Regions from separate parts of the Mus musculus genome. Here region 2 is linked to region 1. The links are chromatin loops, found by intact Hi-C in ENCODE. Cell type or tissue: left cerebral cortex. All regions are shown on one strand. Each heading gives the region's core, and the rest is flanking DNA. Links, peaks and the distances in the headings are about the cores only.

Region 1 (5,392 bases), core at 271-5,270:
TTTCAGATATCCAGTACAAATCATTTTGGTAGTTGCTTCCTCTCATGATGATACGCACATTCTAAGAGGCTGTAGCCCAAGTGGAGATGCCTAGGGAGACTTGTGACTGTCACTGCATACTGATCTTAGTCATCAACACAGAATCTCTGTCATACAATATGATTGACAAGCAGGGCTTGGCAATGCTATTGGACACATAGAGTTGCTGGACATGAGGACTATGTTGATTCTTACTGCACTTCTCAGGAACATGGTGCTTAGCACTCATCTTTTACCACACAGATATATAACATGAGGTTCAGGTATCTTTAGAAACAGTGTATAGGGAAATGTCAGTTTCAGCCATCTTATATCCCATAGCTTTCTCAATCTCAGCCCTGGGTTCTGCCTTTCACAAATCCTTTTCTCCTTCCTTCCTTCTGCCTCTGTCTCCTTGGTTCTCACTCAAGGAACATGCACCATCATCCTATTGATAACTCAATAGTCTATAACAACCCATTCTATAGCATTCCATTTATATATAATATATACATTATATATGTGTACATACATATATGTAAATAAAACATTCTATAGCCATTCTATAACAATTTTTGTGGGAGGCAAAGATCTCAAGGTTGTAAAGTTTTATCCTTCTGAGAATTTAAAAAAAAAAATCATTAGTCAGTAGCAGAAAAAAAAAAGTAGTATTTGTAGAAGTTAACATCTACACCATCTTGGTGTTAGTCAGCTTTCCACCACCAGGGCAGAATGTCTGAGGTAATTGATGTTAAAAGAGAAAAGGCTTATTTGGCACAGTTAAAGCTCAGGTGTGACTTTTGTTTTGGGATTTTGGCAAGGCAGCATCATGGGGTGGGAGAAAATGGCTCAGGAAGCAAAACCTCTTACGTCACAAGCTGTGGAGCAAAGAAAGAGCCAGGGGGAAACAGTCTCTTTATAGGGCTCATTGCTTTTGAGTTAAGTCCCCTAAAGACTTCCCCAATGTTACACCACCTCTCTGCAGCCACAACCTGGGGATCAGGCCCATCAGACACATTTTCTGTCTGTAAACCAGCTTCATGTTTAGATGGGGGTACGGGTGTGTGTGGGGGTCCTGCCTCGCATTAGAAAAATACATGGTCTATTATCATGCTTTTATTTCAGAGTGCAATTATCAATTGCCAAAAGAGGAGAGGGGCAACTAAATGTTACGTTATTCCTGGTCATCATATCAAAGAGTAAACAGGAGTACTTTTGAAATATTGTTGCCAGACTGTTATCTAGGTGTTTGGGGATAGATGGGACACAAAGATGACAGAATATTGAGCCTCGCTGAAGATTCACAGCTTCCAAAGCAGCAGGTAAGCCTCGGCACATAGCATGCAAATGCAGAGCGTTCAGGAAGATCCGGGAGTTATAGTCCTTCATAAATCATTCATGTCTTAGTCAATTTTCCTCTTCAAACTGACACGTCTGATCAGCTAGATCTGCAGGCAACAAGCTGGCTTCATAGTTGAATGTTTTCTTTTCCTGCTTATATTTGTCTCCAACGGCTGTATTAATAGAAACGGAGGAAGCAGAAAGCAAAGTCCTGGGAAGAATAACAAGTGTCAACAATTGGTAGGAGAACCACTTACTGTAACTGCGGCTGTTGTTTGAAAACCTTGGTGAGGATGAGATGGTCAGAGTTGAGAGCACCAATCTATCCCTAGAAAATTGTTATTTGCATCAGTCACACTTTCTGCCCATAAACCAGGCTACTGACCCACTCCAATGCATAGTGAATATAAAGATGGAAAGTCTTACCATGGGTTAGGAAACACATGGTCTGCAATCATCTCTCCCTATACATCCTTAGGTTTCTCTAAGAGAGAAGACCACCATCAAAGACCAGGCAGTCCTTGTTGCTATGATAAGGACCTTTTAACTGCCCTGCTCCAGATATGTCCAAGAAAATACTAGCAAGTCTAAGTCTAAATATTTAAGTCTATATTTAGTATAAATAGAAGTGATTCATTCTAAATGGTTCAGTATTTGCATAAGACAGTCCCAGATCTGTTCTTTTTTAAAATATTTTTTATTATTACCTATTTTCCTCAATTACATTTAGAATGCTATCCCAAGAGTCCCCCATACATACCCTCCCCCCCACCCACTTCCCTACCCACCCATTCCCATTTTTTTTTTTGGCCCTGGCATTCCCCTGTACTGGGGCATATAAAGTTTGCATGTCCAATGGGCCTCTCTTTCCAGTGATGGCCGACTAGGCCATCTTTTGATACATTTGCAGCTAGAGTCAAGAGCTCCGGGGTACTGGTTAGTTCATAATGTTGTTGCACCTACAGGGTTGCAGATCTCTTTAGCTCCTTGGATACTTTCTCTAGCTCCTCCATTGGGGGCCCTGTGCTCCATCCAATAGCTGACTGTGAGCATCCACTTATGTGTTTGCTAGGCCCCGGCCTAGTCTCACAAGAGACAGCTATATCAGGGTCCTTTCAGCCAACACTTGCTAGTGTATGCAATGGTGTCAGCATTTGGAGGCTAATTATAGGATGGATCCCTGGATATGACAGTCTCTAGATGGTCCATCCTTTTGTCTCAGCTCCAAACTTTGTCTCTGTAACTCCTTCCATGGGTGTTTGTTTCCAATGAGTTGGTTGAGTTGAAAGCCTTCCTTTGAGCTGGTGGATTCTCCTAATTAAACTACAGAGCAAGAGAAGTTATTTGATTTGTTTCTTGAATGGAGGTATCTTTCCAAAAAAGGTCACCATGTTATAACCAGATCACAGTGCTAAAATAAGAAACTAGTGTCTCCCCAGGAGCATCATTGTAGAATAGTAGTAGTATAGCTTTTAGTTTTGAAAAAAATGAAGTTATAATTCAGATTCTTTATTCACTGACAAAAATACTAAACACTCCATTGCTTCAAAGTCGGTTTCAGAGGCCAAGTGTTATGATGATAGAAGAGGCCTGGGGCAGAAGCTGGCATGTGGTAGTGGGTGGGTGAGCTGGTAGGGACAGTTTGTGTGCTGTCCCCTGCTTCTTGTTAGTATGAGATCTAGTAAGTAAATGATAAGCATTTGGTATAGCAATCACACATTCCATCCTGAACTGCTAGACACATCCGTCAGCCAAAATGTATATTGTATAGTCAGCCTCATGATTAGAATTTGGATCACAAACCTCTTTGAATATATAATTAAAGCTGTCGATACTCTTTTTCCCAAAGAAAAATGCACATATTTCAAAAACATTACCCAAGGATACTGTGGTTCATAGCGATTTTATTCACCATAGCCACAAATAGAAACTGCTCAAATGTTATACACAAAGAAACAAAATATGGTATACATTGGGAAGAAAATTCACCCTTAAAAAGCAAAGAGAACTCAGATACACACTACAGGATGAACCTTGAAGACATTATGCTAAGTAATCAATTTTTCTGAGACACAAACAGGGCATGATCCCAATTTCACTAAATACCAAGAATAGCAGCGCTGTGCGTGAAGACAAAAGCAGAACTGTGGGTGCCAAGGGACAGGGGGATGGGAGAACCATCTGAGATCGGTTTGAAATAATGGAAATGTTCCAGAAATAGATGATAATGACATGAGCTCAGCAATGTGCATACAGGTAATACCTGCATTTCAGAGTACAGTGGTTAATCATGAATTTTATGATACAAGCTATAACAAAAATAAAACAGAAAATTCTTCTTTTTTATACAAGACTTTTTATGTCTTTGAATGCTTTGCCTACCTGTATATATGTATGTGCATATATATATATGTATGTATTTATATATCTGCATCATGTACGTGTCCCAAAAAGGTTAGAAAAGGTCATTAGATCCCTTGACACTGGAGTTACAGATTGTTGTGAGCTGCCATGTGGCTGTTGGAAACTGAAACTGGGTGCTCTGCAACACCAACCAGTGCTTTTAACTGCGGAGCCATCTTACCAGCTCTAGAAGTTTGGTTTAATACATTTTGTGAAGGGACATAGTTTAAAGTTCTCCAACATTAAGAAAACAATTAATTCCTTAAGGAGTTACAGAGACAAAGTTTGGAGCTGAGACAAAAAGATGGACCATCTAGAGACTGCCATATCCAGGGATCCATCCTATAATCAGCCTCCAAACACTGACACCATTGCATACACTAGCAAGATTGTGCTGATAGGACCCTGATATAGCTGTCTCTTGTGAGACTATGCCGGGGCCTAGCAAACACATAAGTGGATGCTCACAGTCAGCTATTGGACGGATCACAGGGCCCCCAATGGAGGAGCTACAGAAAGTACCCAAGGAGCTAAAGGGATCTGCAACCCTATAGGTGGAACAACATTATGAACTAACGAGTACCCCAGAGCTCTTGACTCTAGCTCCATATGTATCAAAAATGGCCTTGTCGGCCATCACTGGAAAGAGAGGCCCATTGGACTTGCAAACTTTATATGCCCCAGTACAGGGGAATGCCAGGGCCAAAAAGTGGGAGTGGGTGGGTAGGGGGTGGGGGGGAGGGTATGGGGGAATTTTGGGCTAGCATTGGAAATGTAAATGAGGAAAATACCTAATAAAAAAAAGAAAACAATTAGTTCTGTGCCAGTAAATTAAAGTAAATTAGCAACCATTACCGTAATCGAGTTTTCCAACATTTCATCACCAAAACTCTTGCCTTATATTCATTTATAGTGCCTTAGTGTTCCCAGGTTTGATTAAGACAAATGTCTGAGTGATTTATCTCTATCTGTCTCTAGCTTACCTTTTTTTAAAAAATTACACAAAAATAAAATCCTGTGATACATAGAACACTCTGTCAGGTTTTTCCCACATAGGATTTTGTGCTTGGTTTTGTTGCTGTTTTTAGATTCATCCATATTGTTGTGGGTATCAGGATTTTTTTCCTTTTGTGGATAAGTAATATCTGACTATATGGTTCTGCGACCAACTTACCATTTAGTTGATTGACACCAGGCTTGCTTCTAGTCTGTGGCTTTTGTGCATAATGTTTCTGTGAACCTTAATTAACAGGTGTTTGTGTGTAGACATACGATTTCATCTCTTACATAAATTCCTGCCATATGACTGCTGGCCTCTACAGTACTGTACACCTAATTTGTTCAGAAAACTGCCTGACTGCTTACTAAATCATTGGAGCCTTTCATATCCCAGCAGTAGACAGGCCAATCCCTGCTCCTTGGTTATTTTGTTCTGTAGTTTTCATTTTGAAGCTCTGTAGAGATCTGAGGAGCAACTGTGTGTGAAGACAGAAGGGGCAGATGGAAGCCAATGTTGATTAGGGTGTTTGGCTGTTAACTAAAATTCTGTGGAATACGTAGAAATTCATAATCCACTCACTGCTTTTTTTTGTTCTAAAATGTGAGAAAAATTGTAACTTTTTTTCAGGCT
Region 2 (5,392 bases), core at 166-5,165, 85 kb before region 1:
AAATATGAAGGCAAGAAGTCAAATTATTCTTATTCCCAGATGGTATATTTAAAACTCGAAGCCTGTACCAAAAAAATTCTTAGATTTTATGATCACTTTAAGCAAAGTAATGTGATGTAGAATCAACATGCATAATTTATTAGGTTTTCTCTATAGCAATAATGAGCTTTCTGAAAATGAAGGCAGGAAAAATAATCCCATTTTTAACAGGTTTAAAACTCTCTGGGAACACAAGGAATAACCCCAACCAAGGCAGTAAAAGATATGCACAATCAAAGCGATAAAAGTTAAAGAAATAAACTGAAGATGACGGTAGATGATGGGAAGATATCCCATAACCCTCTGACAACAGGCAAAGATCCCAACAGTCATATGAGGTAAAAGCTATGGAAGAAAATGGCTGAAGTTGTTTCTGCACTGCTCGACTAGAAATCACCAGTCACAGAAAGGATGGATTCTAGAAGGAAGTGAAGATAAGCTGGGGTCTGGACAAGGATAATAGATGGCTGGATGCGGAATGAAAGACTTTCATATCTATTAGAATTCCAGAAAAGCAGAAAATTAAATCATTTTTCATTCATTAATTATTTTATTCACTTTGCATCCCGATCATAGTTCCCTTCCTTTCTCTCCTCCTAGTCCCACCCTCACAAGCCTCTCCCCCGTTTCCCCCTCCCCTTCTCCTCAGAGAAGAGGAAGTCCCCTTTGGGTACCATTCCACCCTGAAATATCCAGTTTCAGCAGGACTAAGCACATTCTCTCCCACTGTGGCTGAACAAGGCAGTCCAGTTAGGGAAAGGGGATCCAACATCAGGCAATGGAGTTAGATACAGCCCTTGCTCCAATTGTTAGGAGACCCATATAAGAACCAAGTTGCACATTTCTTCCAAACGTGTAGGGGGCCTAGGTTCAGCCACTGCATGCTCTTTGGTTGCTGATTCAGTTTCTGTGAGCCCTCACTAGTCCAGGTTAGTTGACTCTTTAGGTCTTTATGTAGTGTTCTTGATCCCCTGTGTTTGCTCAATTCTACTCCCGACCCACATTTCCACAAGATGCCCCAAGCTCCATCTGATGTTTAGCTATGTGTCTCATCATCTATTTCCATCAGCTCCTGGATGAAGCCTCTCAGGAGACAGTTATACAAGGCTCTGTCTGCAAGCATAGTGGAGTAATATTAATAATACCAGGGCTTGGCTCTCTCCAGGAGGTGGGTCTCAAGTTGGGACCCTCATTGATTGTTCATTCCTTCAATCTCTGTGCCTTTTTTATCCCTGCATATCGTGTAGGCAGACACATTTTAGGTTGAAGGTTTTGTGAGGGGTTGAGGTCCTCCTCCCTCCACTAGAAGTCCTGCCTAGTTATAGGAGGTGTACACGTGGGTCTCAATATCCTCTCTTGGTAGGAATCTCAGTAAGGGTCACCTCCATAAACATCCTGGGACCTCCCCTATCGCTGGTCTCCAGCTAATTCCAGAAAAATGCCCCACCAATTTCCATTCTCATTCCCAGGCCTCCTTCTTCCCCTCTCCACACCTGATCCCCATCCAAAACAAAACGGGTTAATTGGCTAACAAACAGGATCCTGAAAGGAGTAGAGAGAGAATAAGGTGTGTAGTGGAAGGGATCCCCCTTACAAACACATGGCCTCACAGAGAAGCTTGACCAGAATTCTTGAGTGCTATGCTCAGCCAACCTACCTGGTGTGTGTGTGTGTGTGTGTGTGTGTGTGTGTGTGTGTGTGTGTGTGTGTTTGTGTGTGTGTGTGTGTGTTTGTGTATTTGATCTGAAGAGAGTGGAAAGACTTCTTCAGTGTTCCCTGTCACCAAAGAGATTAGTCAGTTCACAGTGCAAAAAGCAATGAACCTTTGAGTCTCTGTCTCTATCTGTCTCTCTCTCTTTCTCTCTGTCTCTCTCTGTCTCTCTCTCTCACATACACATGCACACACACCCCACAGCTTTGAGAATATGAAGGTTATGTCCTTTTATGCACCATTTTAAAATTTCTTTCATTTGTATCCACAGATGAAGTAAAGCTCAACCTTCCTTTAGCTTCATGTCTTGGATATTGTTTATTTATATCCACATTTTGTCCTATTAGTGCATACTGAGACATGACCCCACACAGGGTTTATCTGTGTGTTTTCCATATCTCATAACACTGTTGATGTGCTGTGGTAAATAACGTAAGAGTTATTATTCTGAGTGCTCTACAAATTCATAACTGCTACAGAATCATTCCATAGGGTAGTCAACATTAACATTTTTCTAATGAATAAACAAGGGCACAAATGTTGAACCAACATCTAAGCTCCCACGGCTTTAAATGTTGATGCCAGAATTTGAAGCCAAGAAGTCTACCATCAGGATCCATGATCTTATTCTTTGTGCTACACTACCTTCTGAGTGCCAGAATTAGTTAATTAATTAGTAAAACCAAATTGGAGCCATAGAACTCCCGTACACTCAGGGAGAAGACCCAATAAAACACCTGGGGGTGGGGGCTGGTGAGATGGCTCAGTGGTTAAGAGCACTTCCAAAGGTCCTGAGTTCAAATCCCAGCAACCACATGGTGACTCACAGCTATCCATAACGAAATCTGATGCCCTCTTCTGGAGTGTCTGAAGACAGCTACAGTGTACTCATATATAATAAATAAATAAATCTTTAAAAGAAAAAAAAAAAACACCCAGGGGTGAATGGTTCTTTTGGAGAAGCCACAGAAGTGTAGCATGTTCATTGACAACACTCTAAGACTTGCCTGAGAAGCTTGGCTATTTCCCAGGTTTTAAGTCTGCCCTCTATGCTTCAACTTACCTTGGCTTTCTTTGCAAAATAGGCATAACCAAATGGCAAACATAGGGCTTATAATGGCTGAGAGTAACCCCTAATTCTACTCTGGTAAATTACAGTAATTATATAATTTCCATTTCTTATCATATCTCAGGTTTCTTAAATCTCTTTTTAGCATGCTATTGTCACAAAGTATAACCCATAATATCTCTAGCAGAACTTTAAGGGCACATTCAAATGTAACCTTATCAGTTTCCTCATGCTTGTGAAAATATGCATAACTGAAACAACTTAAGAGGCCAGATTGTTCTCTTGGCCCCAAGCACTTGGATGATACACCAGGGCATCTGAAACCTGTGACAGCATAGCTTCTTCACATCAGTGTGGCTGGGAGGCAGAGAAGGAGGCAAAGCCTGAAGGCATTCACATTAATTCCAACAGTGACCCACCTCTAGATAGGCCCACTTCCCTGGCTTTACAACCTATGAAATGGTATCACCAACTGGGAACAAGACCTCAACAGATGAACTTATTTAAGTCATAAAACAACAGGTGTGTAACAAATGCTCAGGGAAATTTTTTGTTTTGTGGAAAAATAAATGACTTTTTTCTTTATTTTAAAAAAAATTATTGAAAAGAAATAGACTCTTCTCTCATACAATACATGCTGACTACCATTTTCCCTCCCTGGACTCCTATCAGTGCACTGCAACCTCCCCTCTTCCTCAGATCCACTCCCTACCCTTTTACTCTTCAGAAAAGAGCATGCCTCCAAGAGACGACAGGCAAACAGGACAAAACAAGATAAGACAAGACAGATGTCTTCATATTGAAGCTGGACAAGGCAACACAATAGGAGGAAAAGAGTCCCAAGAGCCAGCGAAGGAGTCAGAGGTACACCTCTTCCCACTGTTAGGAATCCCACAAGAACATCAGGCTAACATCCATACCATTTTCAGCGTACCTGATTCTGGCCCATGAATGCTCTGGGTTTGCCCCTTCAGTCTCTGTGAGCCCCTGTGAGCACTGTTTAGTTGATTCAGTGTGCCATGTTCTCTTAGCATCTTCCAACTCCTTCTACTCCTACACTCTTTCCTCCCCCTTTTCCCAGGGCTTCCTGGGCCTCCAAGTGGAGTGTCTATATTGTGGAAATGCTTTCCATTAATTTTACCAGTGAACATTAAATCAGGAGCTTGATGGTTATTGAGAGTGTATGAATATTTTTTAGATAGTAATATTGTAGATGTAGATTTTTGCCCCTTTATCTTGGATCTATGAGTAGTGCCCTTGAAGTTTCTTCAGCTCCTTGTTACTTTGGTATTCTGGTCTCTGACATCCTTGTGGAGTGTATTCATGGAGTTCTGTGGTTTGGTTCTCATGGTTCGTAATAGGCTGTTGGCACCTTGTTTGGAAATATCATGAGTTCTCCATGATGTTAAACTCAACCCTTCAGATTTCTGGAGCAGATCGGTTGTCATAGAATGTACATGAGCACAGATTCCTTACCTTCATTTACACCACCATCCCTGTTGGGTTAGCAAAGAATTTATGAAATAACTTACTGGAAACTGGTGCTAATGCTTTTGGATCTGCATGTCCAGATGCCAAAGGTGCTTGTCCCCAATTGGTTTTTGGTCAATCAATAAAGATGTCAGCAGCTAATGGTTGGACATAGGATGGGACTCTTGGAGAATCAGAGGACTCAGGAAGAATGGAATGCAGTAGCAACAAGAGATAAAGATTACAAACCATGTGAGTTTTCAGGTAAGTGGCCACTGGCCACCTCCCTGATTGGGCCTGGGGCTGCAGGGGAAGGTGTGTGTGTGTGTGTGTGTGTGTGTGTGTGTGTGTCTGCTTTCCATTAGTGGATCTGAGGTAGCCCCTGGGCTGGTGTGTGCATGTGACCAGCCAGGAACAACAATGACTGACTCAACAAATTGGGAAGAAGAATTTTAATGGAACTTGCCTAACCAATGTCCACTGGGAGCCAAAAAACCATAAATCACTGGTAAAAAAAATACTTGAAAAATCAGTCCTCAGATGATGGCACATTGGAATGAATCTGAGGCAGGAGCAGGAATGATTGCCACAGTCCTTGTTTGCGGTCAATACCACATTCTATAGCTTTCACATTCACTGCTAGGGCCTAGAGAGTTCTAGTTAAATCATTCATATCTAAGGAGTCACATCTTTTTCTACCCAACTATGGGCTAGAAAGCCATCAATTCTATTTTCAAAATACTTTGGTTGAGTTAATACAGGTATTTATTTTTATAAATATACCTCCATGGATAAAGGTATAGATCATTGACTTTCATAGGCTGTTATGTATATTTAATTAGTCTAATGTTAATTATGTTTTCTTGCAGTGTGCCTATTTTTGCACTGGAATACTATCCCTACCCTTTGATTTGTAGGAGCTTCTTATGGCTGGTGTCTCTTTGGGACACATCTAGTATGTAGTTTTCAAGTTTCTCTGTTTGTTGACTGCCAGCCATACAACTAATACCTGCTTTATTTAAAGCAACACTATTAAAGAAAAAAATAACATTTTTGCTAACACGTTGTGGTATAAAGGGCAGTGTCAGTGTAATATGGCTACA

The links. A loop is a pair of places that touch in the nucleus more often than their neighbours do. Peaks named below come from ENCODE experiments on the same cell type or tissue, not always from the same donor. Only the 100,000 strongest peaks of a DNase experiment are listed, where the experiment ranks them.
Region 2: it touches region 1 in a loop (4-fold over the local background); 2 of 42 quality-filtered maps call a loop at or near these places.

Annotation. Positions count from the first base shown.
Region 1 is chr9:33,204,053-33,209,444 of GRCm38, forward strand. No RefSeq gene overlaps it. Among named protein-coding and RNA genes, the nearest start is that of Gm32171, 48 kb to the right of the region's middle. In left cerebral cortex, for the core only: no CTCF peak of the experiment used is centred there; a DNase peak (open chromatin) is centred at 3,144.
Region 2 is chr9:33,119,246-33,124,637 of GRCm38, forward strand. No RefSeq gene overlaps it. Among named protein-coding and RNA genes, the nearest start is that of Gm27166, 90 kb to the left of the region's middle. In left cerebral cortex, for the core only: no CTCF peak of the experiment used is centred there; no DNase peak of the experiment used is centred there.